2 separate regions of the Mus musculus genome follow, and region 1 is linked to region 2. The links are chromatin loops, found by intact Hi-C in ENCODE. Cell type or tissue: heart. All regions are shown on one strand. Links, peaks and the distances in the headings refer to the core of each region. The heading gives the core; the rest is flanking DNA.

The links. Peaks named below come from ENCODE experiments on the same cell type or tissue, not always from the same donor. Only the 100,000 strongest peaks of a DNase experiment are listed, where the experiment ranks them.
Region 1: a loop joins it to region 2, with 2.5 times the contacts of the local background. A loop is called at or near these places in 3 of 42 quality-filtered maps.

What each region holds. Positions count from the first base shown.
Region 1 is chr11:106,652,346-106,667,776 of GRCm38, reverse strand. It overlaps Pecam1 (platelet/endothelial cell adhesion molecule 1), which reads left to right. Exons shown (of 16, transcript NM_001305157.1): 15 at 5,753-5,775; 16 at 12,615-13,564. The coding sequence ends at 12,644. Among named protein-coding and RNA genes, the nearest start is that of Tex2, 47 kb to the right of the region's middle. In heart, for the core only: no CTCF peak of the experiment used is centred there; DNase peaks (open chromatin) are centred at 7,006, 7,876 and 9,536; H3K4me3 peaks cover 634 bases; H3K27ac peaks cover 5,067 bases.
Region 2 is chr11:106,704,120-106,719,550 of GRCm38, reverse strand. Pecam1 (platelet/endothelial cell adhesion molecule 1) reads left to right here and starts at 4,270. Exons shown (of 16, transcript NM_001305157.1): 1 at 4,270-4,532; 2 at 4,623-4,649. The coding sequence starts at 4,499. In heart, for the core only: a CTCF peak has its summit at 8,597; DNase peaks (open chromatin) are centred at 4,280, 8,560, 9,710 and 10,120; H3K4me3 peaks cover 2,847 bases; H3K27ac peaks cover 3,741 bases.

The DNA.
Region 1 (15,431 bases), core at 4,126-12,125, 53 kb after region 2:
TTCAGCAGTAATCTGTGGGTTTTGTTTTTTATGTTATTGGTTTAATCTTCAGTTTCCGTGGAGGAATGAGGCCAATGCTGTTGATGGTCACCACCACCCACCCCATGATTGACTGATTGATTGATTGATATTGGGGATGGAAGCCAGTCCTCCTGAGTATCTGCCCTTGAGTCACATTTCTGGGTCTTTCCTTGTCGCTTAGATGCAAACTTAATCTTTCAGCATTCTAAAAGTTATTTTCCCTTTTAGTTAAAAAATATTAGCCGGGCTATGGTGCATACCCCTTTAATCCCAGCACTCAGGAGGCAGAGGTAGTCGGATCTCTGTGAGTTCGAGGACAGAGCGAGTTCTAGGACTGCCAGGGCTGCACAAAGAAACGCTGACTTAGCCGAGCGTGGTGTTGCACGCCTTTAATCCCAGCACTTGGGAGGCAGAGGCAGGCGGACTTCTAAATTCGAGGCCAGCCTGGTCTACAAAGTGAGTTCTAGGACAGCCAGAGCTACACAGAGAAACCCTGTCTCAAAAAAAAAAAAAAAAAAAGAAAAGAAAAGAAAAGAAAAGAAAAGAAAAAGAAAAAGAAAAGAAACTCTGACTTGAAAAAGAAAAACAAAAACCTTCATGTATGTACCGTTGGTGCCTGGTACCACAAAGGCTGGAAGACAGAGTCAGATACTCTGGGACTGGAATTACGGGTGTTTAGTTGTGAGTAGCCACAAGGGTGCGGAGACTCGAACCTGGGTCCTCTGCAGAAGCAGTCAGTGTCCTTATCCACTGAGCCACCTCTCTAAGCCTTTACGTCTTCTTTTATATTACTTTCCTGAGGTTAGAATTCACAAGCCTCAGTCAGTGGCTCTAGTTCCAGTTTATGAATGAATCACCTTAACCAGAAGAGGGAACCGTTAAGTGTGTGTCTCTCAGGGCACAGCGGTGAACTGTAAGAGAGAGTAGGCCAGGCCGAGGCTGTATACATTTCTGTCTGTCACTTAACTCTGGACTCCATTGACCTCAGACTTCATGCGGGATAATCTGTGATATGCCTGAGCTCTAGGGGGTTTCGTTTCATGGTGGTGGCCTGCAGTGCTGGAGAGTCGGCCCGCAGGACCTCAGGCCTGCCAGTTAGATGTCTGTCCACTGAGTCACACCCCCAGCTCAGCACACATGCACGGTTGCTACAACCTGGTGTAGGGAGAGCAGTCCTGATGAGTCTGGTGAGTAGGAGTCAGGGATGCTATGAAACATCTCGTGGTACAGTCAGTCTCGGTCAAGAGTTCCCAGCCCAGAATGTCAGCAGGATGAACACAGAGAAGCCCTGGCTTAGAGGACACCAGCTTCTATGCCTGTCCACCAGGAGAGCTCCCTCAGACACCAGCTCTTGCTTTCTCTGTGTCCACCTCAGGAGCTGACCAGGGCACCTGGTCCCACCCACACCTCTGGCCTGTAAAGGAAACCAAGTCTTGCTCTCAGCCCCAGCTCTGTATCAGTTGGGCACCCCCACTCCCCACCCAAGCGTCAGCTACTCCACCCCTCTTCACCCTTGCTTTCTCTTTGTGTGGAATTCAGACTTCCAGGATCTTTTCCTTTCATCTTCTTTTCCAGTTCCTCCCTACCCCATCTCCTTTTCTTTCCTTTTCTTTAAGACAGTTCAGTTAACCTCCAATTCATAACCTTCCTGTGGCAGCCTCTCAAATGGTGTCATTACAGTTGTGCACCACCAGACCCAGCTCAGGATGTGTGAATGGGGCTGGGGGCGGTGGGAAGCGAGTGGGCAGAAATCCCTCATCTTTCTCACATTCCTTACTGCCCCTTACCAAGAGGATAGCCATGACAGGAAGTACCATCAAGAAAGAACCTGACCTGGACATCATGGCACTTGAAAGGCTGAGGCAGGAGGATTGCTGCAAATCTGAGGCTAGACTGGGCCAGGATTAGACCCTACATCAATTTAAATTAAGGAGAAGAGGCCTCTCAGCAGGAAGCCACCATGTCTAAGGGTGGAACACTCTCTGGTCTCTGAGCCCTGGGCTTCATCTTGCCCTCCCTCCCCCTGTACCCCCTCCCCCCATTCCTAGAACTCTGAGCAATAAATTTCTGTTGTTTCTACATTTAAAAAGGAAAAAATAGGAGCAGGGGTGGGGGTGGGGGTGGGGTCCTGGCTAAGTCCTCTGAAGGGAGAGAAGAACACTTGAAAGTTGGTTCCCACCCATCCTGTGTGGCCCAAAGCCAGCTGGGCCAGCAGGTACTGCCAGGGTGGCACTTCCTGCCTGAACACGCAGGAGGGGAAAGTACCTTACGCCGTGCCCCATCGTGTAACATTACCCACCAAAGAAACAGTCTCCAAGTGGGCCCAGACTTGCCTGCCATCAGTCTTGCCTTCTCCCATGCAGAGTTTTGTTTTTTGGTTTGTGAGGTTTGTTTTTTTTTTTTTTATATTTATTTACTTATTTATTATATGTAAATACACTGTAGCTGTCTTCAGACATTCCAGAAGAGGGCATCAGATTTCGTTACGGATGGTTGTGAGCCACCATGTGGTTGCTGGGATTTGAACTCGGGACCTTTGGAAGAGCAGTCGGCGCTCTTAACTGCTGAGCCATCTCACCAGCTCCTGTGTGGTTTTTTGTTGTTGTTGTTGTTGTTTTTGTTTTTTGTTTGTTTGTTTGTTTTTCCGAGACAGGGTTTCTCTGTGTAGCCCTGGCTGTCCTGGAACTCACTTTGTAGACCAGGCTGGCCTCTAACTCAGAAATCCACCTGCCTCTGCCTCTGCCTCCCCAATGCTGAGATTAAAGGTGTTCATGCGCCACCATGCCTGGCTGCCATGCAGAGTTTTAACACGTCACATTTTGTTTCTGCTTCTGGAGAACGTGGGCTGGGTGGGGGAGGCCGGGACATGGGGTTCTTCTCCCCTGTGGAGACCTGGGCCAGGAGGAGCTGTCATGGCCTCCCTCGGTGTGTGGAGGCTGACAGAGTGGCTGCTCGGTGCCTGGGCTGATGTACAGATTTTTTGAGAGGCCAACTGCCTTTGTCCCGCTAGAATAGAAGAGGGGCCCCTTTGGGACAGCGGTTCCTGTTCCCTCTAACTAGGAACAATGGAATATTATATGACAGGGTTTGAAGGGGAAGTAGACTTGGGGAAAGCAGGTTTTTATTTGTTTGTTGTTTTGTGACAGAGCCTGGAACTCTTGGTAATCCCCCTGCCTGGCAGCTTGACTGCTGGATTTACAAAGAGAGCTACCACACAAGGCTCAAAGGGTTTTTTGTTTGTTTGTTTCTTAGGATTTTTTGGTTTTGCCTTCTATCTTTCCACCTCTTCTTCCTCTGTGTCTCTGCCTGTCTGTCTGTCTGTCTCTCTCTCTCTGAGGATGACCTTGAACTCCTGATCCTCCTGCCTCCACCTCCCTAACACCAGACTTTATAAGCCCCGTGCTGCCACACCAATTTCTATGATACTGGGGGTCAGCCCCAGGGCTCCATGTGTTCCAGGCAAGCACTTAACCAGCTGGCCTGCACCCTTGTTCTTGGCTTTCTCGCCATGACCTTTACCATCTGTAAGAGCAGCCACCAACCCCTAACCCCCTACCCTGTCCCCACCCCTACCCTGCCCCCAGCACATGGGAACTTTTTTCCCAGAGAGCACATGAGGTATTCATTGCTGCTGTTTCCACCAGACCTGGAGAATCAGCCCCAACACAGAGTCAGTCCCTGGGATGGGCGGGAGAGTCTGACTCTGTGCGAAGAGGCAAATCCTACCCCAGCCTCCCATCTGGTGGTGAGGCTCCTCTTCCAGTGATGCAGGCAGTGATGTGATCCTTCCGTGCAGAGCTTCCTGCTCTCTCACTCTCTCCACTTCCAGGCTTTTGTCAGAGGCCATGGGCATAACAACGGTGGCCTGGCTGGGCAGCCGGGCACAGTGTGCATTCTGACAAAAGGATGCGTCAACTTGAGCCTCATATGGGAAAGGGAAATTGCAGGCTCTGCTCTTAGTCAGTTTGGCCATGGATGCCAAGAGCCTGAGTTATCCTCCTCCTCCTCTTCTTCTTCCTCTTCCTCCTCTTCTTCCTCTTCTTTCTCCTCCTCCACTTCTTCTTTCTCCTCCTCCTCTTCCTCCTCCACCTCTTCTTTCTCATCCTCCTCTTCCTCCTCCTCTTCCTCTTCCTCCTCTTCCTACTCTTCTTCCTCCTCTTCTTCTTTCTCCTCTTCCTCTTCCACCTCCTCCCCTTCCATCCTTACTCCCAGGAATGGGCAGACAGTGTAAAATCAACTGTGAGAATAGATTTGCTGCCAAAGATATTGGCAACATTATTTACTTAAGACAGCAAAATCCTGGACAGAACCTCTTTTGTTTTTAAGTTTTGTTTATGTGTATGGGGGTTCTGACTGTGTGCGAGTCTGTGTAGCATGTGTGTGCCTGGTGCCTGAGGAAGCCAGCAGAAGGTGTCAGATGCCCTAAGACTAAAATTATAGACAGTTGTGAACCACCATGTAGGTACTGGAAATCGAATCTGGGACCTCTGGAAGGGTAGCCAGTGTCCTTAACCACTAAGCGATCTCTCCAGCCCCAGAACCTAGCTTTTTAAAGTTAGGAACCTGGTTAAGCAATCAGCTGTGTAGCCACTTAACTTGACGGTGTAGCTACTTGGACAGTGGCATTTAAGAAAGGTCATGAGCCAGGTGTGGTAGCGCACGCCTTTAATCCCAGCACTTGGGAGGCAGAGGCAGGTGGATTTCTGAGTTCGAGGCCAGCATGGTCTACAGAGTGAGTTCCAGGACAGCCAGGGCTACACAGAGAAACCCTGTCTCGAAAAACCCAAAAAAAAAAAAAAAAAAAAAAAAAAAAAAAAAAAAAAAAAAAGAAAAGAAAACAAAAGGAAAGAAAAAGAAAGGTTATGAAAGTTCTTACAAAACCACACTGCATGAAAGGATGGGGTGGAACACATCACAGGCCTATCGCCCTAACTTCCCCTGACCCTCCCCAACAGTCCACTCAGAACACTGCTAGGGGACAGTGGAAGGGACCAAAAGTGGGTGGAGGGTGGAGCAGAGATCACTTTTATTTGCAACTTTCTAATTTTCTGTTTTCTATTTTTCTCTACTAATTAAAAATCTTTAAAATGCCACACAAGAAGCTGCACTTCTTCGATCCCGGCACTCTGGAAGCAGAGGCAGGTGGATTTCTGGGAGTTTGAGGATACCTTGGATAGTTTTGAACAGATAGCTCAAGGACACCCAGGGCTACATAAAGAGCTCCTGTCTTTAAGAAAAGAAAAGCCACAGTGGGGGTGTAGTTGGTAGAATGCTTGCCTAGCATGCACTGGGCCCTGGACTTCATTCTTAGCACCCCATGAACTGTGTGGTGGTTCATGCCTATAATTGGGAAATGGAAGTCTCAGAAACTCAAGGTTATCCTGGACTACATAGTAAGTTAAAGGGCTAGCCTGGCCTACATGAAGCCCTACTTAAAAAAAAAACAAAACAAAAAACAAAAATCAAAGCTAGCACACAAAAAGGTCAAATGACGTTCCAGGGACTCTACATGCCTATCTCATGGCTGAGAAGATCCCAGGGGCTTGCCTAGAGACAAAAGGCCATCAGTAGATGGCCTGAGACCCCCTTATACACTAGTGTTCTGTCCCGTCCCCAACCCTCCTCTATATCCCCCCTTTGCCATTTGCCACTTTGCACATTTCCAGCAGCAGATCCAGTGTGAAGCTGCCCTACCTCGCACGCTCACCTTTGTGCCGTCTTTGTTTTGCAGATCTCATGGAAAACAGATACTCTGTAAGTACACACGTCACACACACTACGTTAAAAATGCACCCATGAAGCTTGGTAGTAGCTCATACCTGAATCACCACACTGAGGAGTGTTGTGGACGTTTGAGGCCTTCCTTGGCTACAGAATTCCCTTTCAGGACTGCAGTATGTGGCTGTTGCTGTTGCTTTACAAAGGTGTTCTATAGAACAACGAACTATTTCCCAATTTGTCCAGGGTCTGCTTTCTACTAATTCTCGCCAGCACCTTGTTCTAACCTGGCCCATTTGAGACCAGGAACCGTGGCATCCTCTGGCAGTCTAAGCCAGTTCCAGTACTGATTCTCCTGTCTATACCGTTACAGCTCAGTCTATATAGGGAGAGGGACCATGGGAATCCTCCCATGTCGCTGGGAGTCTTTCTGCTCTTTTAGTAAGAAAGAGTCTCGGGCATAGTGAGCGACACACACTTGAGAGAGGAGCTTGTGTGCAAGACCAGTTTGGACTGCATACTAAGTCCCTGGTGAGAGAGGGAAGGGGAGAGGAAAAGGAAGGAGGAAGGGGAAGAGAAGAGAGATGAAGAGAGGAAGGGTAGGGAGATAGGGCAGTTGGCCACATACTTACACAAGGATCTGGGTTTAATCCTAGAACCCAAAGTGAAAATTTCAGTTGTAGTGGCAAACATGTGAGATCCCAGTCCTGGGGAGATGAGGACAGGTCCCTGGGGCTTGCCAACCTGCATGGTGAGCCTAAGGCCAACGAGAGACCCTGTTGAAAGAAGGGAAGGAGGAAAGGAAAGGAAAGGAAAGGAAAGGAAAGGAAAGGAAAGGAAAGGAAAGGAAAGGAAAGGAAAGGAAAAGAAAAAGATGAATGGTTCTTAAGGAATGACGTCTGAGATTGCCATCTGGCCTCTATATGCACGTAGACACACTCACAAAGGAACATTTGTACACAGGCATGTGCACGCACGCACGCACGCGCGCGCGCACACACACACACACTCACACACACAAAAGGATGTACAATAAACTCAGGAGGGAGGGAGGGAGGGAGGGAAGGGGTTTAAGTTCAACCCATTCATAACCCACTGCCTTCCGGTTCCCAGCCTGTCTGTGGGCACCCAGCAGCACAGGGGTTAACAGGGCAGCTATTATCTTCAAAAATAAGGAACTGGCCTCTGAACTGGTCTTTTGGGTCTGGGAGAAACTTCCAGCAAGACTTCTCTGTAGCCTTCAGTGGGGCCCTGGCTTCCTTTGTTTTGCTGGGTCTGAATTCTTGCTAAACAGAGCTCATTATGCTCTGGACAGACAGGAAGGCGCTGACATTCTCTGTGGGGATGAAGGCTGTCTGTTTAAGGCGAAGAGGAATGAGGTGAACAGCTTCCCTAGCTGCACCCACCCAGGCTGCTGAGAGCACTGTTGTGTGGAAGGGGCAAGGGAGCCTGTTTCATAGACGAAGAAATGGGGGGCCTGCCTTGCTAAAGCATCCAGAATCCCTGAGAAGCAGAAACAGAGGTCACGTCTCCAAAAGCCCTGGCCTGGGCTTTGTCCTCACTGTTAAGAAGTGACACAAGCCAGGCTTGGTGGTGCTTAGCTGCAGTAAGTGATCTCTGTGAGTTCAAGGCCAGTCTGGTCTACAATCCTTTAGCCCTGAGTTCCAGGACAGTCAGGGCTCTGTTACACAGAGAAACCTTGTCTCAAAAGGAAAAAAAAAAAAAGTGACTGTCTCCCAAGAGGTGAGAATAATGACAAGCTTGCTCCACAGGCAGAGTAGGACCCTGATTAAGAAAAAAAAAAAAAAAAGTTCACTGGCTGTTCCCATGGCCGTGTGTATCTGTGGCCACCCAAGGCAGGGCTGCGGGCCAGCCGTCGGAACTTTGCCGAACCAACCTAGTTACTTTGTCTTCCACCCAAAGGGGCTCTCTGGACAAAGGCTCTGAACTCCAGGCCAGTGGCAGAATGGCTTTCCCTCAGCCCCCAAAGTCTACTCTGGTCGCAGGGTGCTCCCAGTACTTGGGCTAGCCCTACCTCCAAAATAATAAAACCATCTGGCAGGAACTCAGGGCTTCCCAGTCGTTGAGAAGTGAATTTTGAATCTTGAAGCAAATAACTTTTGTTTATGAAAGAAGCATGCAGCGCTTCCCTAATAACCAGCCAGCGTGGGTCAGAAGAAAATGAACACTGAATTGCTCGGCAGGGAAATGGGAGGGGCTTCCTTCCTGAAATCAAACCTGGCAATCATTCCTCGCTTGTTTAATGGCCTGAGGAAATATCTGGACAATGAGACAGCCACTTAGCCAGCTACGAGCTTGGTATTGTTTGACTTGCTCCAATGGCACAGGCTGACTTCACTTTTTCCTCTTGCCATTTTTTGCCTTGTTTATAAACCGGGTTTGTGGCCCACGCAGACAGATAACGTGGAAGAGAACACCCTGTGCTTAAAAGAAAGAGCTCGAATCTGGACCTATGCGAAGGTCTCCAGATGGTGGGCAGAACCCCTGACTCTTACCGGTTGGGAACAAGACAGTGTCAGTGATGGGGTCCCTTCCCCACTCCCCAGGACCAGCAGGGAGATGAGTTGTCACAGGACCTGCTCAGGAGTGGGGCTGAGGCTGCTGCTGAAGAACGGGGTCCCACTTCTACAATCTTCTTGTGGGTGACTTCCTCAAACCTAAGCACCACTGCCTGTAAAGTAGAAATGGTGATGGTAGTGGTGATGCGGATAATGATGGCGATGGTGGTGATAGTGATGATAATGATAGTGAAAATGACGAAGTAACATCTGCCCACTGGGATTTTCTTAAGGGTTAAATGAGACTCTGCAGACTCAAGCCATCACAAAAAAGCCACTGTCTCCTTTAATGATCTTTTCCTCAAGCACTCTGGTAACAGTGGATACGGTTAAGAGATTTACTTTATTGGCTCTGAAATGCAACACACACACACACACACACACACACACACACACACACACACACACACACACGAAACTCAAAGCCTAGGATTCATCAAAGCCAAAGCTTGACATAGGCCTGGGAGAACCATATACAGAATTATCCTAACTAGCTGCTTAGTCTGTATGTAAGGTTCCGTCTTCTCATCAGTTACCATTTTTATAAAAAGGGTGTCTGTGTGTGTGTGTGTGTGTGTGTGTGTGTGTGTGTGTGTGTGTGAGAGATGCAGTCAGGATAATGTCTGAGAGTCCATCTCCCTCTCCTGTGGGCTTCAAGGTTAGAACTCAGGCACATCTTCAGGCTTGTGCACTCTTGCCTGCGGAGTCATCTCTCCCAGCCCCATTTCCACGATCTGCAAACTGGGTGACTTCTCACCTGCATTTCTGCAGGGATTAAGAGAACACTCAGCTCGTTCCTGATAGACTGGAAGTGCTCACCCTGAGAACTCTTTAGAAGTAGGAGTCAGGGACCCGGGCAAGGAGGTGGAGTCAGAAAGGTCTTTGGGGTTACTGGGGGACGGAGGGGGGAGGGGGTATGGGGAGATGGGGGGGGAGCACAAGCTGAGCAGAAGCAGGGCAGATCCAGAGCTGACAGCTGGCTTCTGACTAAAGCATAACAAGTCCGCTCCTCACTGAGAGTGTGTTAACTTTCACGTTTAAGTCCCCAGACCCTGCTGATGGACTAGCCCTTCCTGTCTGTGAGCTTGGTCCCATTATCCAGTGCCGTTTTCCCTAAGAGAGGGAGAACAGAGGCATCTGGGGAGAGACTTGGTCTGGGGCCTGCAGAAAGGCTAGACACGAGGATCCCAGCTCCTTGCCCTGGAAGAGCGGAGGAAACGGCAGGCAGCAGCTGCCAGTGCTGGCAAACCTCCAGCGCTCTGGGCTCACACGGCTTGCTTGGCCCGTTTGTGCAGTTCCATCCTGGCAAGGGAGGAGCCAGAGTCTTGGTCTCCTAGTTGGGCCTCTCAGGTCTGCATCCTGTGCTAAAAGCCCCAGGCCCAGCCAAACAAAATGGAGAGTCCAGGAAGCCAGCCAGCCTGGCCACAGGTTCCCTACGACGCCAGGCAACCTTTACATCTTCTTTTGCCCCCACCTCTGTTAAGTTCCACTTACAGCAAGGTGTCCTCGGTCCGCAGAGGGTTCTGAACCGTGGGCCTGTGTTTCCTGTTCTTCAGGGCTCTCCTTTTGCAAGGCTCTCAGCTCCCGAATCTCCCAGCCTGCCCAGCTCCTCTGCTTGCAAATTTCTTTCCCCTTTACAAAATCTTAGAAGTCAGTTCAGGTCACTTCTGAGTACTTCAGGAGTGTCCTGGTCAGAATGTGATGCCCCCATGCCTCCAAATTACTTCATCGAAATGTTGATCTGGGATTGATAAAGGGCAGGGAGGTGGCTCAGTGGGTAATCACCTGTGTGGCAATTGTGAGGCCGTGAATTCAACCCCACAATCCACATAAAAGCCAGGCATTGGTAACCCCAGCATTGAGATGGGACGTGGGGAGCCCCTTGAAACTCTTGGGCCAACTAGCAACAGGGAACAATATGAGACGTCGTCTCAGCTGAGCAGTGGTGGCGCAGGCATTTATCCTAGCGCTTGGGAGGCAGAGGCAGGTGGATTTCTGGGTTTGAGGCCAGCCTGGTCTACAGAGTGAGTTCCAGGACAGCCAGGGCTACACAGAGAAACCCTGTCTTGACAAACGAGGGAGAGAGAGAGAGAGAGAAAGAGAGAGAGAGAGAGAGAGAGAGAGAGAGAGAGACCTTATCTCATCCAGAATGGGAGGTGAAAGTACTTGAGGCTCTCCTGATTTCCACATGAACCCCATAGCACAGAACTGAATATGCACACATTGTACACACACACACACACACACACACAAGCAAAATCATTGGTGGACTATGAAATCCTTGGGACAGAGTCTGTCCTCTTCGGGATAGAGATCTGTACTAGGTCAGATAAAGGTCCAGAAACCAGGAAGTGGGTGGTGGGTGACTCAGACTACCATTTGGGGCTATTTTGGTGCTCTTTTGAGACAGGTCACATATGAAGACAGCCCAGGTTCTTCTGAGGATTACTTTGAACTCCTTTTTTTTTTTTTAAAGACTTACTTATTTATTATATGTAAGTACACTGTAGCTGTCCTCAGATACTCCAGAAGAAGGCATCAGATTTCGTTATGGACGGTTGTGAGCCACCATGTGGTTGCTGGGATTTGAACTCAGGACCTTCGGAAGAGCAGTCGGCGCTCTTAACCACTGAGCCATCTCGCCAGCCCTACTTTGAACTCTTGATGGCCCCAAGTGCTGTGTTCTGAACATTTATCTCCACGCCTGGCTTTTTTTTTTTAACTTTTTTTTTATTATTACAGTAGAACATACACAACCTAAAATTAACCACTACATTATTGTAAAGTAGTATCGTTCAAGAGCTGGGGTATGGCTCAGAGATGGAGCAATGCCTCCCCAGCACTTAAAAACAGAGAATTCAGTTGCACGAGTCACATTCATAATGTAACTGTCACTACAATGCACTCTCGATTTTTTTTTCCTTAAATTCTTGTTACATGTTCGTTTGCACACGCATTCAACAGTCAGAGACAGCTTCTGGGAGCTGGTTCTTTTCCTTCAACCTCTGGATCTTGGGACTGAACTCAATTTATCAGGCTTGGCAGTCAGCGAGCCTTTCTACTGAGCCATTTAACCAGCCCTCCAGAACTTTTTTTTTTAAAGATTTATTTATTTATTATATGTAAGTACACTGTAGCTGTCTTCAGACACTCCAGAAGAGGGCGTCAGATCTCATTACGGATGGTTGTGAGCCACCATGTGGTTGCTGGGATTTGAACTCGGGACCTTTGGAAGAGCAGTCAGTGCTCTTAATCACTGAGCCATCTCACCAGCCCTGAACGTTTTTTTTATAAAGGATTTGTATGCCCACACGATTGTGTGTGGAGGACCATGAGGCAAAGAGGGTGCTAGCTGTTGCTTATGACTACCTTTGAAACAGGTTCTCTCGCTGAGCCTGGGGTACATATATTCTCCACTAGACTGGAAACCAGAAAGCCCTAACACTCTGTGCTCCCCTCAGAGCTGGAATTCCAGGCCATGTAGACCAGGCTGGCCATAAACGCACAAAGATCTCCCTCTGCCAGCTGGATGCTGGGACTAAAGGTGTGCACCACCACACCCAGCCACATTTTTTAAGTTAACCAAGTTTTTAAGCTGACCTAAGGACCTAAGATGGCCTGGTGACTCACGTCTACCATCCCAGCACTGAGAAAGCTAAGACCAAAGGACCACTGAGCTGGCCCAGGCTACAGAGTGAGTTTCTGGTTCAAAACACAAAACCAAGGCAGACTAGAGAAGGTGTCTGCTAGCCACAGGTCCAGAGGGAGTTAGGTGTAAGCTCTCTCCTACCTGAGGGTTCCTTCCATTTGATCCCTGTGCAGCACCCATGGGACACCACACTGGGTGCACGTGGGTATCGATGCAGTGGCCTGATACTACAGCAAGAAGGTAGAGGTAGTGACGACAGCCTCTACAGAGCAATCATGGAGAGAAAAGAAGATAGGGGGGGGGGGGAGCAGAAGCTGCCCTAGAAGACGGAGTCCCAAAGGATGGTGGCACAGCTCAGTGCTTTTGTATGTTTGAGTCGAGGTCCCCAATATCCAGGATAGCCTAGAACTGGACTTTGAAGTTGTGATCCTCCTGCCTCTACCTCCTGAGTCCCGGGATTACAGACATGAATCATGTGTGGTGGTAGTGGTGATGCAGCTTAGACCTCAAGCATTACACCCAAGCACCCACATTCTCAGCCCCTTTGGCGTTCTCGTGTGCTGTACTGGTTCAATTTATGCCTCTCTCCTCCGGGGTGATCTCTAGTCCTCAGGGTGTAACCCTAACTCTTGTCTTCTGTCTTACAGAGAACGGAAGGCTCCCTTAATGGAACTTAAGACAGTCAAGGCAGTGCACGTCCCTGGGAGGTCGTCCATGTCCCGAGAAGAGCAGCCGATTCCTGGATTGCGAGAGTCCTGTGCACGTATTTATGAGCCTGTCCCCACCGAAAGCAGTAATCCTTCAGGCCAAGCCATCCAATTTTAAACCCCGCTGCCTTGTTCATGTTGGGTATACAGAGACTCAGAGGCGCTAGTTAATGGCCAGCCTGACCTGTCTTCCTTGTGTTTCGGGGGGTGAAAGGAGGTTCCAGGAGAATAATGCCCTGGAATATTCTGAGGCTGAAATGTTGTGTCTCGGATAGACAGAGTACTTCTCCGTGGGTCCTCCTGCACAGAAGCCCCCTTCTGCTCTGTTGTCAATCACTGGGTTAGTTTTTTGTTTTGTTTTGTTTCTGTTGTTCTCTTCTTTCTGGGTTGATCTTAATCTTTGGAAATACACAGTGCTGCTCAGGTTTGCCTGGTTCCCCTGTGTGACCTTCCCCCCCACACACACACAAAGTCAACCAGCTGACTGGGAGCAATGCTCGTGGAATGGCCAGTCACTTGAAGACAGACCTCAAGCCAGCAATGGCAACTGGAGCGAGCACTTAAAGCGCACCTTGATCTTCCTTTCCGTTCCATGCCGAAGGCCCAAAGAAGAGAAATGGCTGGCTACAACAACTGTTATTATTTTTTTAATAGTAAAAGGAAATATGTACTTTTCTCACTAATTTTTCTTTATTTATTCCCCACTAAAGAAACGGTTTCCTAAGGTCTGAGCTGTTTCCCAGGGTGGGCTAGAGTGGGTGGGCAGGAGCTGCCGACATTTTGTGTACTATACCTAACCCTCCTCGCCTTCTCCGTTTGCCTCAGCCACCCGGCTCCAGGGCCCCTGAGGGGAGTTGTATTAAATAAAATTGATTTTTACTCTTCAGTTATCTGCATTCAAGTGTCATCTACTGGAACAGGGCACATGGCAATAAAGTAAACGTAGGCCTAGGGACTCTCAGTGTGTCCAGTGTCACAGAGAACCAAGCAGTTCTCTTGTCTCCGAGTGGAATCTCACAGGGACCAACAGCCTGGGTAGCCAGAGCCTTTGCACTGTGCTGGGGTCCACTTCAGGTCCTAATGATGGTGAGGCAAGCGCTTCACCAACCTCCCTATTCTCCAACCCCAACCCCACCCCCATTCCCCCACCCCCGTTATGCTTTTTAAGTTTTTCGGTTTTTTGTGTTTTGGGTTTTTTTTTTTGGTTTGGTTTGGTTTGGTTTGGTTTGGTTTGGTTTTTTTGGTTTTTCGAGGAAGGGTTTCTCTGTATAGCCCTGGCTGTCCTGGAACTCACTTTGTAGGCCAGGCTGGCCTCAAACTCAGAAATCTGCCTGCCTCTGCCTCCCAAGTACTGGGATTAAAGGCGTGCACCACCATACCCGGCTAAGTTTTTTGTTTTGCTTTGGTTTTTTTGTTTTTTTTTTTTAAGATTTATTTATTTATTATATGTGAGTACACTCTAGCTGACTTCAGATACTCCAGAAAAGGGCATTAGATCTCGCTATGGATGGTTGTGAGCCACCATATGGTTGCTGGGATTTGAACTCAGGACCTTCAGAAGAGCAGTCAGTGCTCTAACCCACTGAGCCATCTCACCAGCCCCGCTTTGTTTTTTATTTTACGTCATTTTTATTTTATTTTATTTGGAGACAGGGTCTCATTGTGTGCACTTCATTAATTAGTCCAGCCTGGGCTGGACTGACTTCAAACTCACTATATAGCCCAAGCTAGCCCCACACTCTTTTTTTTTTTTTTTTTGGTTTTTTGAGGCAGGGTTTCTCTGTATAGCCCTGGCTGTTCTGGAACTCACTCTGTAGACCAGGCTGGCCTCGAACTCAGAAATCTGCCTGCCTCTGCCTCCCGAGTGCTGGGATTAAAGGCGTGTGCCACCACGCCTGGCTAGCCCCACACTCTTGATCCTCCTGCTTCTCCCTCTCAAAGACTGGACCATCTTTCACTCTTTCGCTGGGTCTTCCTTCCCCTTCCTTCTTCCATTCAACTCTCACTGTCTCTTCTCCACATTAAATGGCCAGAATGGGGGCTGGAGAGATGATGGCTCAGTGGTTAGGAACACTGACTGCTCTTCCTGAGTTCAATTCCCAGCAACCACATGATGGCTCACAACCATCTGTAATGGGATCCAATGCCCTCTTTTGGTGTGTCTGAAGACAGCTACAGTATACTCATATAAGTAAAATAATTAAATAAATCTTTTTAAAAAATGATAAAAAAAAAAAAAAGAGGTTGTACTGGCTGGTTTTGTGTGTCAATTTGACACAAGATGGAGTTATCACAGAGAAAGAGCCTCTCTTGAGGAAATGCTTCCATGAGATCCAGCTGTAAGGCATTTTCTCAATTAGTGATCAAGGTGAGAGGGCCCAGCCCCTTGCGGGTGGGACCATCTTTGGGCTGGTGGTCTGGGTTCTACAAGAGACCAAGCTGAGCAAGCCAGGGGAAGCAAGCCAGTAAGTAACATCCCTCCATGGCCTCTGCATCAGCTCCTGTTTCCTGACCTGCTTGAGTTCCAGTCCTGACTTCCTTTGGTGATGAACAGCAACGTGGAAATGTAAGCTGCACAAACCCTTTCCTCTCCAACCTGCTTCTTGGTCGTGATGTTTGTGCAGGCACAGAAACCCTGACTGAGACAACGGTGAAGAGCAGACACAGTTTATAGCCAGTGATGAGCTTTGCATCCTCAGCCATTGCTTTCAAAAGCCAGATACATGGAATATTTTTTGTGAAGGTCTTTTCTGCATT
Region 2 (15,431 bases), core at 2,704-10,703:
TGTAGGGTCAGACCCTTGATGCGTCAACACAGTTGTAGGCAGCCTCCCCTGCCTGTCTTTCCAACAAGGGCTTCAGTAAGAACAGGGGAGGGAAGGAAGGTAGAAAAAGATCATACCCAAACAAGAAGCAACTTAATTCATTACTAATTTAAAATTTGTAGTTGTTTGTTTCTTGTGGAAGGGGCGGGCACATCACTGTGCTTGTGTGGAGATCAGGGGAGAGCAGGTGGGAGTTAGGTTCTCCTGTTGTGTATTCAGACTCACTCAGGTTATCAGGCTTGGTGGCAAGCACCTCTCCTGGCTCTCTCTCTGTCCCTTAGTTTACTATTTTTAAATGTTTTTACATTTTTTTTTTTTTTTTTTTTTTTTTTGGGTTTTCTAGACAGGGTTTCTCTGTATAGCCCTGGCTGTCCTGGAACTCACTTTGTAGACCAGGCTGGCCTTGAACTCAGAAATCCGACTGCTTCTGCCTCCCCAGTGCTGGGATTAAAGACGTGCGCCACCGCGCCTGGCTATGTTTTTTTGTTTTTTGTTTGTTTGTTTTTTGGTTTTTCGAGACAGGATTTCTCTGTGTAGCCCTGGCTGTCCTGGTACTCACTCTGTAGACCAGGCTGGCCTCAAACTCAGAAATCCACCTGCCTCTGCCTCCTGAGTGCTGGGATTAAAGGCATGCGCCACCAACACCCGGCCCGGCTATGTTTTTACTTTTTAATGGGTATGAGTATGTTGCTTGCAGGTGTGTATGTGTATCCCCTGCATGTCTGGTGACCACAGAGGTCGGAGAGGGTGTCAGCTCCTGATTGTGCACTACTGTGTGGGAACTAGGAATCAAACTGGGGCCCTGTCTGCAAGAGCAGCAAAGGTTCTTACCCTCTGAGTCCTCTTCAACTTATTATCTTTTAACATGTAGCCACAGCTGGTCATGGTGGTGGTCATGATGGAACAGGATTTAATCTCAGCACTCCTGACAACAAACTGGGCGGTGTGGGACACATCTTCAATCCCAGCACTGTAGGCAGAGGTAGGCAGAGGATCTATGAATTTGAGGCCAGCCAAGTCTACAGAGTGAGTTCCAGGACAGCTAGAGCTACTCAGAGAAACCCTGTCTAAAACAAAACAAAACAAAAACAAAAAACTGGGGCTGGAGAGGTGACTCAGACTCTTGACTGTTCTTCCAGAGGTCCTGAGTTCAATTCCCAGTAACCACATGGTGGCTCACAACCATCTGAAATGGGATCTGATGCCCTCTTCTAGATAGAGTGTCTGAAGAGAGCGACAGTATACTCATATACATAAAATAAATAAATCTTAAAAACAAACAAACAAAATGAAAGAAGAGGAGGAAACAAAAAGAGAGAAGGAAGAAAAGAAGGAAGGGCTCTTTACCAGCTCTTCAAACCAGTCAGAGCAAGGATGGTTTTCTAGCTGGAAACCATCACTTTGTGGCTCTTACAGTGAGGCAAGAGACTAGTCCTCAACTGCAATGTGTCTTTGTTGACCCCTGAAAGCCCTGAAGGATGGCGCTTCAGAAACAAAGTGGCAGGTTGGGCTTGTTGCTACAGCTGGGTCAGGGAAGCAAGGAGCTCAAGCTAGCCAAAGCCATCTGAAATCCTGTTCCTAAAACAAAGAAGGGAGGGAGGGAGGGAGGGAGGGAGGGGAGAAAGGGAGGGAGGGAGGAAGGAAGGAAGGAAGGAAGGAAGGAAGGAAGGAAGGAAGGAAGGAAAGGAAAGGAAAGGAAAGGAAGGAAGGAAGACAGATAAGCAGGTAGGCAGAAACCATTAAGGCAGAAATAATCAAATTCTGACAATACAGTAGTTGCCATCACTAGCCTGGAAAAGCATCAAAGTACTGCTCCTTGGGTCTATTATTATTATTATTACTTTTGTATTGTTTTGGGACATAGTCTCACAATGTGACCCTGGCCCAAACTCCAGACTGTCCTTGAACCCAAAGAGATTGATCTATGTGCCTCTACCACCAGAACCCTGGAATTAAAGGTGTGTGCTGCCATCCCTGACTGTTGTGGTTTTGTTTGTTTTAAGGCAGGGTCTTCTGAACCTTGGTCTGTAAACCTAAACATGTAGCCATGAAAGACCTTTAACCTCTGACCCTCTTGCATCAGGCTTCCAAATAGGATTTGCAGACATGTGCCACCATACCTGACTTATGTGGTGATCAATGGTGGGCCAGCGCTCTACCAGAACTGCAGCCCTGGTCTCTGGCTAATGCTTTTCTATTTATTATTATGCTTTTTTCCCCCCAAGACAGAGCTTTTCCATGTAGCCCTGGCTGTCCTACAACTTGCTCTGTAGGCCAGACTGGCCTTGAACTCAGAAATCCACTGGCCTCTGACTCCTGAGTGTTATCATTAAAGACATCCGCCACTGGGAAGCTCTTTATTTTTATTTATGTGTACATGTGTGTGTGCATGATATCTGCCATGTGTGGTGATACTCTTAGAAGCTAGTAGGGGGCACTGGCTCCTCTGAGTTATAGGTAGTATGAGCAATCTGCTATGGGTGCTGGGAAGCCAGCTCTGGTCCTCAAAACTGGCAGAAATGCTCTAAGCACTGAGCCATCTCTCTAGCTCCCTGACTAATGCTTCTTGATCTACCAAAACCAATCACTTCCTCTGGCATCAAGGAGGTCTTGGTCTGTCTGAGGAGAATAAGCCATTGCTACATGCGGTAGGAAGGATCTGACAGGAAGAAGTCTGGGGAGGCAAAGGAACGTGGAGGAAGTCAGCTCAGTTTGAGAAAGAGTGGGGACATTTCTAGAGAAATTGATGAGTAAGGAGAAACTGAGTAACGATTAGTCAGAAAAGAAGAGAGGAAGGCGAGCAGCAATGAGAAAGGCATGTGATGCATTCTGGGAACTTAACACCTTAGCAACTAGAGCTCAGGGCGAAGAAGGAAGTGGTATGATTCCAAGGTAGAGGGGGAAGCAAGGGGGTGAGCAAGAACTGGGTAAGGGAGGCCTGGGGTCTGCCTTTTCCCAGAGAATGTTACAACCTTTCAAACATCAAAGGGAGAGAAACCAATTTATAGTCTAGAAAATTCCGTAGGAGGCAAGGCTAAACACACATCTGCAATCTCGGGTGTTTGTCTGTGATGGGAGGGTTGTGTTCAAAGGCATCTTGCCATTTAGCCATCCCCTGGGTCAGAATAAAGAAGGAAGGGATGAAGGGAGGGAAAAGGGAATGTTAGCCCGATGGTAGGGGAGGAGGGTGTCGGGAGGAGGGAGAAGGGGTGAGCTGGGGACTGGAGAGATGACTTGGCAATTAAGAGCAATCATGAGGACTGGATTTCAGGTCCCATCACCTCTGGAGAACGTGACAATCGCCTCTTCTGGCTTCCAAGCACACACAGGCACACAGACACTCCTCCCTCAAAATGTATTCATTCTCTCATGAACATGCATGAAAGGGGGACAGGACGGTTCACTGGAGAAAGGTGCCAGCTGTCGAGTCTGATGATCTAAGTTTGATCCTGGGACTCACATAATGGAAGGAGAGAATTTCTACACGTTGACCTCTGACACACCCCCCCCAATACATAGTGGTACACATGCATTCTACCCTACTTCCACATACACAAATAAATAAATGTTTAATAAGAAAGGTTGGGAATTGGCAGTGGGGAAAGTAGTGTGTACTACACACACATATATACCCACAGTCACAGACACACACATACACCCACAGTTCCACACAAACACATATACACCCAGTCACACACACACACAAACACACATACATACATACATACACAGTCACACACACACAAACACACACACAAACACACATACACAAACAGCCAAAGGGGCTCCTTTGGTGACTAAGCCGGTGATCAGGGACCACTGCAGCGGCTTAAGAAAATCCCTCTTTCTACTGAGCCACCAGTAGCGTTCCTCACAAGGACTGCATATTGTCGGAGAAGCTGGCCAGTGCAGGATAGGAGGCCCAGATTTACACTCTATGGATACAGCCCCCATAGGGAGCCCACAGGAAAGGCAAACAGGTCTTGCTAGGTATCCCACAAAAGCACTTTTGAGTGGAAATAAAACCTCCTTGTCCTGTCAGGAGAAGAAGTCCCCAAACCCAGATGAGGCTAGAAGCGCAAGAACTTTGAGGCAAATGCTACTTGTGGGTTTTTTTGGTTGTTGTTGTTGTTTTCTCCTCTTCTAGACAAAGCCATTGGGTTCAGTGGTCCCTCCGGAAGGCCAGTCATTTCCTGAGGAGATATCAGGCCAGCCCAGACCTCATTGTTCTTGGTTTCCAGCTATGGCCGCCATTACCTGACAAGTACCAGAGCTGGTCTCTGCGCGCCTGGAGAGGTTGTCAGAGTTGTTTCTGCTTTTCACACAGCAGGCTTCTGGTCTGTGGCAGGCAAGAGAATTCTGCCCCTGAGGCATGGCCGGAAGACAGAACTAGCTGAGTGCTTCAGTCTGCAGAAGTCTTTCAGGATTCAGCTGAGGTGGGCCTCAGTCGGCAGACAAGATGCTCCTGGCTCTGGGACTCACGCTGGTGCTCTGTGAGTTTCTAACCTGCTTCCTTCTTCCCTTCTTATGAGACTTGAATTCGTGAAATCAACAGATTGGCTTTCTTTTTCTTTCTCTTCCAGATGCAAGCCTCCAGGCTGAGGAAAACTGTAAGTCCTGGTATTTTCACATGGCTTCCTTCTTTGTGTCTTTTCTGAAATTAACTCATGTCAGACTGCTTAGGGTTGGTGTTTACAACAACTAAGAAAACTCTCAAAGCCTTGTTCTAAATCAAGGTTCAAAGAGTGTGTATTAGAGACAGCGGTGTAGGAGAAAATTGCTGAACACCAGTCTTACATCTTGGTGGGTTTCTGTTTGTTGGAATGGGAGAGATGGGTTTTTTTAAAAAAATTCCTTATATGTATATATGTATATATATGATTCCTTATATGTTTGTGGTCTTTCTGTCATAAGCTATTTCTTTTTACATCATACTATGCCTCTAATTGTTTACTTTCAAACTCTTCTCTTTATTCGCTTGGATTTAGAGTCTGTAATCCCAGTACTTGGAAAACAGACACAGAAAGATCAGTAGTGAAGTCCAGCTTCGGCTCCATAGGAGTTTGAGGGAGGCCTGAGCTACTACGTGAAACAGTACAAAACCGACTCCCAAAAAATAAAAACTTAAAAAAGTATTTTTTTTTCCTTTCACTTGTTTTAATTTACAAATGAGACTCAGTTGACTTGACAGACTATGGAGGCTGAAGGAGCAGACAGTAAATGGGTGTCAGGACTCCCTCTGTCCTAAGAGAGTAACAAAAAGGACCAGCCAGATCCCCTTTCCCTCCCACCGGGGAGGCTCCGCTCCTATCTGAGCTTGCTTGTGGGGAAGGGTTCTGCCTGTCTTTAAAGTCAGACCTATCATCCACTCGAGAGCTGATTCGGAACCTCCGAATTTTTCAGATTAAGAGGATCTGTCTCGCTCCGTCCATCAGAGACTCTGAAGGAAGAGGCTCAGCCCAGCCCAGGGATTGTGGGTCAGGAAGAAGGCCACAGATTACACTGGCTCAGTCAAAAGTTATTCCAGTGTGGGAAGACTAGGGATGCTGGGCTGCAGGCATTTTTGAGCTGAAGAACGTGACAGGGCTGAGTTGAGCCAGGGATGGAGCTGTGGCCCCAGGGTGGGGAGGGCTGTGGTCTGTGAGTCTGTGATTCCTTAGGCTTCTGGCTCCCTTGGCAACACCTGGAGACAGACTGTGTATTGTCTTCAAGTCATCCCCACTAAAGGGTGGGATGGGTGAGCCTCAGAAAGACATGACTCAGCCTAGAATGTCAGGGCTTGTCAGCACTACGGCCTCCGCTCCCTGGAACCCAGACATCTCTCTGGGGCTTGTGCTTGGCTTTACTTAGCTTGCTCTGGTTGGGGACTGGGGTCTCACACTGCTAAGGTAGTCTTGAACCCACTGTGTAGCCCGGGCTGCCTAGGGACTAACTCTAACTCCTCTTGCCTTAGCCTCCCCAATACTCCCCAGCCTGGTGTCACTCAGCCGGCTTGGCTTTGCTTCTTGGGACCTTTTTCCCCTGACTATAAAATGGAAACCACCCACAGACCTGGTGGCTCGAGCAGGGTAAAGTTGAGATTGGAGTAAGGGAGGAGGAGTCATTTGTGCTGTCTATAGGATTAGTAAATGATCCCGGGCAATCACCCCAGCCCTCCTTTATAGTTTAAATTTGTGCCCTATTTGCTCTGTACCCTTCCGTGCCCCCTATCCCCACTCCATCTCTCTCTTGCCCTCAGGGTGTCATATACCTGAAACCCACTGTGTAGCTCAGATGACAATGACTTTCAGGTCCTCCTACTTTCCTCTCCCAAGGGCTGAGATTATAGGCACACACCACACCAGGTTTATGCAGCACTGGCAGTCAAACCCAGGGCTTTAAGCATGTGAGGCAAGCACTCTACTGACTGAACTACATCCCAGCACTCTCTGTCTCCTGTCTGGGTTCTGCCCTGCCAGCCCTAGAGGGTTCTTGCATCTCAAGATCCCCATAGCTTGTCTCCCATCTCTGTGTCTGTCTCTGTCTCTGTCTCTGTCTCTCTCTCTGCTTCACAAGACATCTGCTGTAAGAAACATGGCCCAGAGAAGCAGGCAATAGACTGAAGTTGCTTTGTTGGAACTGGAAGGAGCCTCAACCTTCCCCAGGGATGAAGGATGAGGGGCTGGGGATGTGTGTGTGTATGTGCACACGTAGTGCATATGTAGGGGTGCGTGTGTGTGTGTGCATGTGTGTATATGCATCACTACCAGGAAGTTACAGCTATTTTTTTGTAGTTGGACTGGAAGCAGGGTGGGTTCTTTTTGATACTTGGGCACCTTGTTTCTGCAGGTGGAGCTGACCAGTCAGGCTGGGGCGGAGCCATTCTTTATGGCTAGGACTATTGCCCAGTGCAGCCTGACTTAATTCCTCATGGCCTGAGGCTATTATATAATATATTCCCAAATATGAAAGGGTAAAAAGAAGAAGGGGGTGGAGCTGGGCATGGTGGCACAGGCCTTTAATCCTAGCACTTGGGAGGCAGAGGCAGGTAGATCTCTGTGAGTTGGAGGCCAGCCTGGTGTACAAAGCAGGTTCCAGGACAGCCAGGGAGGGCTATTACACAGAGAAACCTTGTCTCAGAAGAACAAAAGAAAGAAAGAGAAAGAGAAAGAGAGAGAGAGAGAGAGAGAGAGAGAGAGAGCGCAAAGGCAGGGGTACAGAGGGAGGGTTGTAGTTTTGGGAGGGAGGGCTTCTTCCAGCTAGAGTGGGGTGACAGTCCCAGTGGTGGAAGGAGCATGCTAAGGTCCCTTCCAGGCAAGATAGTGGTTAGTAGTTTTTAGCCATGAAGGGCCGAGTGACCCGTTGAAAGAACTTTTGGTGAGACAGTTGAAAAGACAGAGACCAAAGAGCCAAGTTAGTACAACCATAATGATTGAGTCTGCCAAGGGGGTGACCATGGCCCCCAAGTAGTCCAGGTGTCCTCAAGGAGGACATTGCTTACCCTTCCTTGCTGTTGGAGTCTTTCTAGGAACTGTTCACCATTTTCCCATAGTACACCATGTTGGTTTGCTTAGAAATAGCCTTCTTCCCCTGGGAAGGCACAGATGCCTTGCTTTGGAAGGCATCATTAAGCCTAGTCATCCACACTTCTGGAGGACACTGCAGCCAGTGTATCTATTTGATTTTGGTAGGATGACTGGTTTGTTGTAGCAAGATTAGGTCTTCCTTAATCCGATTGATCATTTGAGGGTGTTGAGCCCTATCGCTTGCCGTAGCGAGCGAGCCATTGGGAGGGCTTTCCTAGGACCTCTTGTTTTAGTAGAGAGGGAAGTTCAGAGCGTAAAAATACTTAAAAAGAGTTCTGTGACGGCCAGGGTTACACACAGAGAAACCCTGTCTCAAAAAGAAGGGGGGAGGAGGGAGAGGAGGAAGAAAAAAGAAGAAGGAGAAGGAGAAGGAGAAGGAGAAGAAGGAGGAGAAGGAGGAGAAGGAGGAGGAGGAGAAGGAGGGGGAGGGGGAGGGGGAGGGGGAGGAGGAGTGGAAGGAGAAACTAGTCAGTGCTTTGGTGATCACCTTCAGCCTTCGAAGGAAGGTGCTGACATCCCTATACAGACTAGAACAAAAAAATTGCAGCCTGTGAGTGAGTTCATGGGGGCTTTGAGATGGGAAGGGCCCCTTGATTAGTTTAGAGAACCATTTCCCTCTTGCATCAGCTCCACAAGGTAGAAGTAGGCCTAATGAGGCGCCTGCTGACCCCTCTGATCCCTGCTATATATATTTTTTTCCATCTAGGCCACTGAGATTGAGCTCTGCAGGGTCAACCCTAGGGATAAGCAAGCAAGCCAGTGTCTTGCTTCCTAGGCTACCCAAGTGGAGTATGTGAAATGTAGGTTTTGCAGTTTTTCTAGTTTATTTTCCCCCACTCTACAAGTCAGGTTCTTGCTAAGCGTAACTCTTTTTTTCTCAGGCCTCAGGTCCACCTCAGCCTGCCTCTGCCTGGAGGGAACTCCCTGGACTTCCCGCCTAGTCCTGGCCACTGGCTAATCTGCCTTCCCACCCATCCTGCTGGCTCCCTCCCGTGTCAGAGCGCAGGCACATTCCCTCAAGCTGACCAGGCCCCTGCTGGGCCACCTGGACCTGAGCCTATACCTCCTTCACCACAAGGACCCCCAGCCCTGGCCCCCAGTTACTTCCACTCTCGGTGGACCTCTGAAGCTAGTTTAGAATGGCCACCTCTGCTTCCTCTGGTCATGGCCTCTCTGCCTGGAATCTCAGCTCCACCAAAGACCACCTGATGCCAAGCCTTTTCCATCCCGTAACTTTTGCTGCCCTTGTCTAAAGATCATAAGGGGATCCTGCTCTCCTGACTAAGGATTTCCTTCCGTTTCCTCTCCCTCGTAAACCCTCTTTCCTTGCCCTCAAGGGAGACTGGTTCTGCCCAGCCCCTTCCTTTCCTGTCTCTAGAGCCTCCGGGTTACAGTGTCTCCATAGCCAGTCTCTGTCTTCTGCATGTCTCCGTCATACTGGTCTCTCCCCTGACCCTCAGGCTTTAATCCTGAGCCTGCAGTATGTTTATCTGCCAGGCCTTCAGATTTCCCCTTAGAAGCAAAGCCTTCCTTTTTCACTCTTTTACCTGACATTATCAGTAGCCAGCAAACTGTCTCCCATTTTTCAGGTCCCATAGTCAATCAAATTAGGCATTGAAAAGTTGTGGTAAAATATAATCTAAAGTTTATTTTTTTTTAAATCTGTATTCATCTATTTATTTTTGAGGCAAGGTCTCACTATGTAGCCCTGGCTATCCTGGAACTTGCTTATGCAGGCCAGGCTGGGCTGGAAGTCAGAGATCTGCCCACCTCTGCCTCTTCAGTGCTGGGATTAAGGGCGTGTGCCACTTTGCCTGCCTTTAAAATATATCATTGACATCTAGAGCACGTACAGCCTCGTATAGTTCTAGAAGGTTTCCATCACTCTAGAGATGAAGCCCTTTCGGTTCTTTGGAGAACTCTCTTAGCTCAGCCCACCTGCCTGCCCCTCCCCCGCCGTTTCCATCTGATCCGCCCCTGGCTACTCACTAGCCCCTGGCTGCTCACTGGCATGGAGTCTGAGGCCATGGTGATTTTTCTAGAACTCCGGTAACTTCTGGCATTACCATCCTGACCCACCTGACCCCTTCTCTCCCACACTCCGCTCCTGAAACTGGCCACGCCCAGAGTGCACAGGTGTTTTATGCTCCTGTTCCTGATACACGCTGTTCTGTGTTCTGGAGTACCCAACAGCTGGCCTGCCGCTGGCCCAGTGGACTCGATCCTCCCCTCCCCCCGCCCCCGCACATCCAGCACGCAGTCCTTGCCCTCTCCCGGGCAATCCCTTCCTCTCTGCATAACTGAGTTATAGCCAATTATCCACCAGCCTGCGCGCTCAAACAGCAGGAGTCATTTCTTATTTTTCCTGGACCCCCCCCCCCCCCAGTACCCGGCACAGTTGGATAAATGTCACATGGCTGGGAACTTGAAGTGAACTTGGAGATGCCTGAGAGTCCCCAGGGCAGATGGGCCAGCCTGTCCTGTGATAGCAAGGAAGTGCCTCAGGGCTTCCAAGGAGCTCTGTAATTTTCCTGACAATGGTAGGTAGTTCCTCTTCCCCTCTGAGTCATTTCCAGGTTGAGAGCCAGGTGGCTGGGGGTGGCTCATCATACTAAGAGGACCTTAATTTGGGAAGGAAGCCCCCTCATTAAACCGTTAGTATTTAACATTGTTTGTACCCCTCCTCCTCCCCCCCCCCCAACCCCCCAGACAGGGTTTCTCTGTGAAGCCCTGGATGTCCTGGAACTCCAGTTTGTAGACCCTCCTCTCTTAGATCTCTTTAGGCTGTTCTGTGCCCTGTTGGCCATTGACTTTTTTGAACAGTTTGAGGCTTGATGAGGAGCATGGGGTGGGGGTGGGGGCATTGTCCATTGACAGGAGGTCTGTGGGACATTTCCAATACTGTGCACACCTAGAGCCTTGGGCCCCCCCTTGCCGTGAATAGTCCTGTATCCTGGTGAGACCTCTGTGCAGTTTCAGTGTGCTTCTCCTCGGAGGGCATGTTCTTATAGCAAGGAGTAAGAATTCTGTTTTATAGACATGGAGAAGTCTCAAGATCTGCTGGCTGTATTATTATTATATTATTTTCTTATAGCAAGGAGTAAGAATTCTGTTTTATAGACGTGGAGAAGTCTCAAGATCTGCTGGCTGTATTATTTTCCTGTTTGCTTGATTTTGCAAAATCAAAGACCAAAGAACAGGACTGGGGATATGCCTCAGAGTTCATCTGGCATGTGTGGCTCCCTGGTTTTGATCCCTAAAGCCACACATGGTGGTACAAGCCTATAACACTAGGACTTGGGAGATAGAGACAGGAAAACCATAAAGTTCAAAATCCTACCTAATCCTTGGCTACATAGTGGGTTCATGGCCAGTTTGCTCTATAGAACTATTCCAGGACAGCACAGAGAAACACTGTCGCAAACAAACAAACAAACAAACAAACAAACACTCAGTGCAGTGCTTCCTCAGAGAGCCGAACCTGGGAGGTTGGACTTTCTAGGGCTGCCAAGGTTACAGAGTGGGGAGTGCCCAGCCAAACTCAGTATCTTTGTGTTAACAGAAAATGAAAGGGGCTGGGAGAGGGGTGTGCCAGCTCACACTGTAGTCCCCGTACTTGGGAAACCAAGGCAGGATTGTGAAGAGTTTAAGGCTAGCCTGAGCTACATAGCAAGATTATCTTAAAATAAACAAATATCTTTTTTAAAATCTTGAATTATTCCAAGACTCTGGCTGGAAGTAGTATAAACTCAGCACCTCACCCAGTCTTGTGGGTAACTCTGGCTCACAATCTTGTGATGATAGACCCTTTTGGTCAAGGTCAAAGTTGTTCCACGAAGGCTGACTAAGCCTGGGTGTCTGCTTTTGAGCTGACTTTTGTGGCTACACTGAAGGCCTCCGTTCATCATCCTGTGAGACACCGCCTTCTTAGCTGCTCTTGCAGGATGTGACTTTTGACCCAGGGCTGAGGTCCTGGAGGAGAGAGCTTGACTAGATGGAAGCTGTACACTAACATCAGGAGGAGTGTCCTGGCTCCATTGGGGGAGTCAGTCCTGTGATAGCCTTGGTATGGTCATGTGGGAGATGTAACAGGGCCGAGGGCTGTTTTGGAGGCTGTCTAGGGCAGAGCGGCTGCCACGTTATCGAAGCTGGTTATGTTCTCCGTTAGGGCTTGGCCTGGCTCATTTGGGAAATTTTCTTTATTTAAAATTTTGAATGCATGTTTATTTAGTGTGTGTGCCTGAGCTTGTGTGCAGCCTGTGAGGTGCTTTTAGAGGTCAGAGGATAACTTGCATGAGTTAATTCTCTTCTACCCTGTGGGTCCTGGGATTCCACAAACTCAGGCACAGCAGTAAGTACCTTTGCTTGCTAAGCTGTCTCAACGGCCCTATTTTTATTTTTATTTATTTATTCTTCATGTGTATTAGATGGTCGTGAGCTGCCACCATGTCAGTGCATGAAATCCTAGTTCTGCAAGAACAAGTGCTCTTAATCACCGAGCCATTTCTCTCCCCGCACCCCCATCTCCCCTTGAGGCAGGGTTTCACTGTGTAATCCTGCCTGGCCTGGAATTTGCATTGTAGACCCAGAGTGGCCTCAAACTCTTGGCAGTTCTTTCTTCTCTGCTTCCGGAGCGCTAGAATTAGAGGTGTGTGCCACAGCACCTGGCCTCTTGAGTTTTCTACAAGGTTTCCCCCTCTTCCGTCCTGTGATACTCCTGCTGGCTGAGTGGCGACATGAGGTTCCTCCCAGTGATCCAGGTGCGTGTTACACAAGTGGATGTGTGTCAAAGAAATCAGCCGTGTCAATACCACCCTCCTTACAAAAGCCACACATTGGCTGGAGAGATGGCTCAGAGATTAAGAGCACTGCCTGCTCTTCCAGAGGTCCTGAGTTCAATTCGCAGCAACCGCATGGTGGCTCACAACCATCTGTAATGGGATCTGATGCCCTCTTCTTGTATGTCTGAAGACAGCTACAGTGTACTCATATACATAAAATAAATAAATCTTAAAAAAAAATCCACACATGCCAAGTGTGGTGGCACATCTCTTAATCCCAGCACTCAAGAGGCAGAAACAGGTGGATTTCTGTAAATTCGAAGCCAGCCTGATCTACCTTACCAGTTCCAAGCCAGCCAAGATAGTGAGTTGCTGTCTCAAAAACAACAAAAAGCCACACTTGGTGCTTTAATTGAGGTTTTTTTGTTTTTGGTTAAACCTAGAGGACAGTTCGAGTTTGAGAAAAATGACAGAACAGCCAAATTATAAAATTTCAGGGGAATGAAGGAGAGAGCAAGCCATGCCTTTTGCAATGGGGGGTAGCGGGCAGCAGCGAGGCAGAGAGCATGGGGGCCTCGGAGGCTGATGCTCAGGGTATCCCCTTCCAGACTTTGATCACTATCAGGGGGAAGAGGAAATAGAAAAGGAGGGAAATGACAAGGCCGGAGTTGTAGGGTGGGATGCTTCAGATAGCTGCTCACAGCTGCCTGGAGGCCGGAGACTTCCTTTCAAAGAAAGACAAGTCCCTTCTAGCATGTCTTTATTTAGGTGGAACCGAATTCCCTTTGGGGAAGCATTCCTGGGATTCCAACTGATGAACTGGGCTGGTTGGATTGACAGTAGGGAAGGGAAGATAGGGATGGCACAAGAGTTAAGAGTTCTTACTACTTTTGCAGAGGAGGGGTGCCCAGCAGCCATGTTGGGCAGCTACAACTGCCCATAACTCTAGCTCCTCTTCAGGGAATGGACACCCCTTTCTAGTCTCCTTGGACATTGCGTTAATGTACATAAACCCATATGCAGAATACACACATGCACATGATAAAAACGAACAACGGAAGGAACAATAGTATGAACAGTAACAGTATGTAATGTTTTGTTTGATCTTAATTCTTTTGCATCTATTATGAAGTGGGGGGGGGGGCGGAGGGCGTGTTGTTGACCCACTCAGCACTGTGGACAGTGCCTGGCCTGGAGAGGCCCCTGTAGTGTTTCCTATAGTTGTCCTGCAATGTGAAGGAGAGAAGTGATTATCCATGAGGCCCAGGGTTTGTTATTACCACGGGCACCTTGCCTCAGTCACCAAAAAATACGGAGGTAGGGGAGTGGGGCTGGGTAAGGTATGGCTCAGTGGCCAAGTGCTTGCCTAGCATTTGAAGGGCACTGGCGTCAATTTCCTAGCATCAAGAGAAAAATAATTACCAAGAAATGCAGATGTGCTAGCATTCCTGTTTCAACAAATAGAAGCAAAAAGACTACAGGAATTAAAAATAAAAAAAACAACTACTTCCAAATAGCCAGGCTTAGTGGTGCACACCTTTAATCCCAGCACTTGGGAGGCAGAGGCAGGTGGATTTCTGAGTTCGAGGCCAGCCTGGTCTACAGAGTGAGTTCCAGGACAGCCAGCGCTACACAGAGAAACCCTGTCTCAGAAAAACAAACAAACGAACAAACAAACAAACAAACAATAATAATAAAACAACTCTCAACCCTATCTAGCTAAAGGAGACTGTTCAGGATGCTGTCTGTACAGTAGCCCATAACTAGGGTGGAGACCACACAGTATGAGCAAGTCTGGGAGCCTAAAGAACTTACCAATTTCTTTATTTCTGGCAGTCCTGAGGACCGAGCCGAGGACTTTATGCATGCTAGGTGGGTGGTCTACTGCTGATCCACATCCCCAGTTTGGAGACTATGTTGTTACAAATCGTTCTGCATTTAATAAATTTCTAGAAACAGAGAAGAGATGAAGCTTTGAAACTCCCATTTATTCTGTGACAGATAGACCCCAGGTACCATTTCCCAGGCGTTTTCCTGGTGCTAAGAACGATGCTGTGTCTCCCGGAGGGTGTGTGATGCTTGCCAAGTATGCTACACTCAGAGTTGTAGGTTCACTCCTCAGCATCTCATAAGCCAAGTGTGGTGGTGCCTGCCCGGGACCCAGGAGGATAAAGGGCTCGGGGTCATCCCTCACGACAGACAGGATGCAAGTCTGGGCTGAGTGGGTCCCACTGCTGACAACTGTGGGTTGAGTAACTAACGGCCCTTCCCACAGCAGAGCTGGCCTGTGGCCGCTCATTTCCTGGTAAGAGGTCAAATCTTGAGAATGTCTCACTGGGTCGTTTCTGAATTTCTCTATTTTATGTGTGTATGAAAATCCACAGTGAATAGTATAGCATAATTTCATCATTTCCCTGTTTATATTCATATAACCTCTTGGAGGACATAAACCCATGAAACCTTCACAAAGAAGCAAACAGGGCATGAACAGCCATCTCTGCTTTGAGAAGTTGGTACATGTGGAACCTCCAGTTAGATGCTCTATTTACACAACAACAAAACCCAACCCCACCCCGAGAGGGGGGCTCATTATATAGCCAATCTGACCTTCGACTTCTCCCACTGAGCCCTGGCCTTGGCTTTATGTGTTGTTGTTGGTGGTGGTGTTTTTGTTTTGTTTTCTTTTTTCTTTTGTTGTTGTTGTTGTTGTTTTTCAAGACAGGGTTTCTCTGTATAGCCCTGGCTGTCCTGGAACTCACTTTGAAGACCAGGCTGGCCTCGAACTCAGAAATCTGCTTGCCTCTGCCTCCCAAGCGTTGAGATTAAAGGCGTGTGCCAACACCGGGCCGGCTTGTTTTGTTTTTTGAGGCAGGGTCTCAGTATATAGGCCAGGCTAGCCTCAGACTTGGTAGCCCACTGCTGACCTTGAACTCTCAGTCTTCCTCCCTTAACCTCACCAGTAACTCAGTGAAATTAGAGAACTTTTGGATCCAAGCAGGAGACAACCAAAGTCCGTTGGTGACTTCTGAGGATTCGGAGTCTCGCA